Linked DNA regions of Homo sapiens: region 2 is linked to region 1. Evidence: read pairs that join two places in POLR2A ChIA-PET (ENCODE). Cell type or tissue: Panc1. All regions are shown on one strand.

Evidence for each region. ChIA-PET counts read pairs that join two places held together with the same protein. Peaks named below come from ENCODE experiments on the same cell type or tissue, not always from the same donor. Only the 100,000 strongest peaks of a DNase experiment are listed, where the experiment ranks them.
Region 2: POLR2A ChIA-PET joins it to region 1 with 8 read pairs; 3 of 35 experiments call an interaction of 5 or more read pairs at or near these places.

The regions. Positions count from the first base shown.
Region 1 is chr22:35,851,946-35,854,445 of GRCh38, reverse strand. The region is part of intron 2 of RBFOX2 (RNA binding fox-1 homolog 2); the gene reads left to right. Among named protein-coding and RNA genes, the nearest start is that of APOL5, 140 kb to the right of the region's middle. In Panc1, no CTCF peak of the experiment used is centred here; no DNase peak of the experiment used is centred here.
Region 2 is chr22:35,996,308-35,998,807 of GRCh38, reverse strand. The region is part of intron 1 of RBFOX2 (RNA binding fox-1 homolog 2); the gene reads left to right. Among named protein-coding and RNA genes, the nearest start is that of RBFOX2, 31 kb to the left of the region's middle. In Panc1, no CTCF peak of the experiment used is centred here; a DNase peak (open chromatin) is centred at 1,190.

The DNA.
Region 1 (2,500 bases):
CCAGCTAATTTTTTTGGGGCGGGGCTATAGGCAGGGTCTTAATATGTTGACCAGGCTGGTCTCAAACTCCAGGCCTCAAGCAATCCTCCTGACTCAGCTTCCCAGAGTGCTGGGATTATAGGCATGAGCCACTGCTTCCAGCCTATATCCTCTAGTCTTAAATGAGAGTTTATAGTTATCACATTATGTTAGGTAAAGCAAATGTGGTCGTATTATTATTATTATTATTATTAGAGACAGAGTTTTGCTTTCGTTGCCCAGGCTGGAGTGCAGTGGCACAGTCTCGGCTCACTGCAACCTCCGCCTCCCAGATTCAAGCAGTTCTCCAGCTTCAGCCTCCTAGGTAGCTGGGATTACAGTCATGCACCACCATGCCTGGCTAATTTTTTGTATTTTTAACAGAGAAGGGGTTTCACCACATTGGTCAGGCTGGTCTCGAACACCTGACCTCAGGTGATCCACCTGCCTTGGCCTCCCAAAGTGCTGAGATTACAGGCGTGAGCCACCGTGCCTGGCCTAGTCATATAAATCAGAGACCATGGGAATATTAATAATTTTTAAAGTACTTGTATTGAAAGTAAAATCTGTTTTGGTTCCTTTAAACTTTTAACAAATTATAGGAGCAGTTAATGCTAATTTAAATGTGTATGAACGATTGGAAATTTATCTCTAAATTAGTAAGCGAAAACCAGCCACCACCCCATTCCACCGCCTGGAGGTACTAGTTTTGTCTTAATGGCTACACACACACACACACACACACACACACACACACACACACACACACGTGTGTATATATATGTATATGTATGGCATATAATGGTATGTGTATATATAATGTGTGGACATATGGCATATATTGGTGTGTATGTCAACCAATACATTACGTATATGTGTATACATATACATACATGTCTAACTTATATGTGACTTAATAAAAGCTTAACTAATTACACAATAAATTTTTTAGTTTTTTCATTTTATTTGGAGCACTGCTTTTCAAAGTCTAATTACATACATAATTTATTGATTGATGTACACATAGATTCATACATGCATGCATACCCCTATATAATTTCATTTACAAATATAGAACTATAACACATTATTAAACAACATAATATTTTTCTTTCTTTCTTTTTTTTTTTTTTTTAGACAGAGGCTCACTTTGTTGCCCAGGCTGGAGTGCAGTGGTACGATCTCGGGTCACTGCAACCTCAGCCTCCCAGGTTTAGATGATTCTGCCACCTGAGCCTCCTGAGTAGCTGGGATTACAGGCACCCACCACCACGCCCGGCTAATTTTTGTATTTTTAGTAGAGATGGAGTTTCGTCATGTTGGCCAGGCTGGTCTCAAACTCCTGACCTTAGGTGATCCGCTCGCCTTGGCCTTCCAAAGTGCTGGGATTACAGGCATGAGCCACTGTGCCTGGCAATTTTTTTCATTTAATAATGCATCAGTCGTATCTTTTCACCTTGTATGTATAGTCTAGAAGAATTTAAATCTTTCTCTGGAAATTGACTAGGCCTTCAATAACATTTGGGGATCACTTTCATGCTTAAATTATGTCAGTTGTTTTAGGATTTGAATTACAGTCTTTCATCTTAAATACAACAGCATCTGGGAATTTCCTCTATAATTAAGTCACCAAATATTGAACTGGGTTAACTCTTGAAGTTTAAGTTAGTCAGTCATAGTTCATTATTACAGCCTTTTATGATGTATAAGACATATCATCATTTTCCAGTCTTCATATCAAGAAGAATCTTAGGAGATTTAATAGTGATTTAAGATACTAGCTTATAAGTGTATATGTGGCCCATCCTGCTGTACTGCTATGTATGAAATGACAGAAGTGTACAGGGAGGAAGAAGGATTAATAATTATTTGATTTGATTAGAAGAGGAAATTTAGCATAAGGTTTTATTGCAGAAACATTCTTTTTTTTTTTTTTTTTTTAAAAAGAAAGGTGTCACTATGTTGCCCAGGCTAGACTTGAACTCCTGGCCCAAATGATCCTCCCTAGTAGCTGGGACTACAGGCACATGCTGCTGTACCCAGTCTTTTGTTATTTCTTAATTACCATTTTAATACCTATACAGGAGACTGTTAGAATATATAGTCCTCTCATATCTGTGGGAGATTGGTACCAGGATACACCCTCTCACACCCCTGCAGATACCAAAATTGGCAGATGCTCAAGTTTCTTATATAAAATGGTGTAGTATTTGCATATAACCTATGTTCATCCTCTTGTAGACTTTAAATTATCTCTAAATTATAATTTCCAAAACAATGTAAATGCTATGTAAATAATTATTATAACTATTGTCTTTAAAATTTGTATTATATTTTTGTTATTATACAGTATTGGGTTTTTTTTATTGCTTTTCACAAATATTTTGTTTGCAGTTGGTTGAATTCACAAATGTGTAACCCAAGGATAAGGAGGGCTGACTGTATATTATAATCCCTTAAGGTATGGCAAAGCACATCTGAA
Region 2 (2,500 bases), 140 kb before region 1:
TGATCAAATGCTTTTTTTCTTCCTGTCTTCTGGAGGGTGGCTCACCTTGATTGCTTTCTCACTTTGTGCATTTTAGATTGAATCACTCCATCTCACTCTTGCACTCATTTTATATGAAATATAACCTAATTGGCCAGGCGCGGTGGCTCATGCTTGTAATCTCAGCACTTTGGGAGGCTAAGGCGGGTGGATCACCTGAGGTCAGGAGTTCGAGACCAGTCTGGTCAACGTGGTGAAACCCCGTCTCTACCAAAAATACAAAAATTAGCTGGACGTGGTGGTGCATGCCTGTAATCCCAGCTACTCGGGAGGCTGAGGCAGGAGAATTGCTTGAACACGGGAGGCAGAGGTTGCGGTGAGCTGAGATCGCACCATTGCATCCCACCTTGGGCGACAAGAGCGAAACTCCGTCTCAAAAAAAAAACCTAATTAAGAAGTATCATTGGATGTTCTCTATGTGAGGTAGTGTGTGCAGGAAATGTAAGATCTAGGAGATGGTCTGTAAGGGCTTTTGATTGAGTTGGTTAGATGATATACAAACTCAGCCAAAATTAAATAAGGTAAGTTGATGGTGTAAAATATGGTATAGGGTCATACCTTGCTATTGTATTGGTGGGAAAGATAAAACTATATATAATATAAAATTGTATCAGAATTTAGTATAAAATTCTAGATTTGCTGTACACTTGGAAAGGAGAAGCATAAAGGAGAAAAAGAGGGAGATGCAAAATGTTAGCTAAGGCAACTGAAAAACTTTTTCTGACTTTTACATCTTTTTAACAAAGATGTCATTATTTTATTTTTTTGAGACAGGGTCGCACTCTGTCACCCAGTCTGGAGTGTGGTGGTTCGGTCACGGCTCACTGCAGCCTTGACTTCTCAGGCTCAAGCAGTCCTCCCACCTAAGCCTCCTAAGTGGCTGGGACTACAGGTGTGCCACCATGTCTGGGTAATTTTTTATTTATTTTTTGTAGCCATGAGGCACTATAGCCTAGGCACTGTGTTGCCCAGGCTGATTCAAACTCCTGGGCTCTAGCGATCTTCCTGCCTCAACCTCCCAAAGTGCTAGGATTATAGGTGTGAGCCACTGCATCCGACAGTTATTTTAATGTTAAGCCTGGGAGGCCAAGGGAAGTGTTCCTTTGGCCTTGGGAGCTGACTCAGACTTTCCTCTATACTCCCTCCGCATCTCAGTTCCTTCCACTATTTACAGGATCTCCTGTGGCTCTCTTTGGCAATTAGTTGCAAGAGGTCTTATATATATTGAAATGAGATGGAATGTAAATACAGTATTTAAAAATATTTGTGGAAGAAATAATTGAAGTTCTGTAGTGACAGGGCCACACTAGGGAGCAGAGAATGCATAGAGGGATTTTGAACCTTTGTACCTTACTTTAGGAACAGTGTTATTGATGGCAGGTGGGCAGCTGAGAGAGTTAGAGGAGATTTTGTTGGCTTTTAAATATATCTCTAGACTTCTGAAGGCAGCAGTTCTTCTATTCTCATGTATGGTTTGGCTGGTAAATTTTAAGGTATGACCGCTTCTATTGTGTGAATGTCTGAAAGAACTGTAGAATCCAAGACTGACCACTGAGGAATATGTGTTGATCAAAACCATTTGAGCTGTAAGCCCAGGGATTTTGAAGGGTGGATGTCTGGGTGTGTTAAGACCAGGTAGAGGAGAATGCTTATTAGTTTCCTAAGTCTCATATTATCAGAGCCCATTAAATCAATATTAGTTTGTATCAAATGCCAGTAAATCCCTATTCTTCCCTTACCTATCAAACTCTGAGAAGTTCTTTCTTAGGAAAGGTACCTGCTCTTCATTTTACCACAGTATCTGGACTTGTGGTGTCAGTCACCATTTTCTTCAGGACCTCAGGATTGATGTGTGGAGATCTACATCTTTTTGGCTGATAGGAAAGGGGATTAGACATCCTAAGGCTGGTTGCCCTCTAGCTGTGCAAATAAACACTCTTCTGACATTTCTTCCTTAATCAACAAAGCATTTATAATATTATCGTGTAAGGAACCATAGAGCAACCTCTCTTTCCTTGGGGCTATTTCTCTGCTAGATCTCAGCAGCCTCATATTTCCTGGTGACTTTTTTTTCTCTTTTTAAGAGCTTTATTCAAGTCAAAGGTGTCTTGCCTTTACAGTTGCCTTTACAGCTTTTTTTTTTCTTTTTTTTTTTTTTGAGACAGAGTCTTGCTCTTGCTCTGTTGCCTAGGCTGGAGTGTAGTGGCACAATCTCAGCTCACTGCAACCTCCACCTACCAGGCTCAGGTGATTCTCATGCCTCAGCCTCCTGAGTAGCTGGGATTACAGGCACTTGCCACCATGCCTGGCTGATTTTAATAGAGATGGGGTTTCGCCATGTTGGCCAGGCTGGTCTTGAACTCCTGGCTTCAAGTGACCCAACCACCTTGGCCTCTCAAAGTGCTGGGATTACAGATATAAGCCACCGTGCCCAGCCTTACAGATATTTTTTTTAAGATAA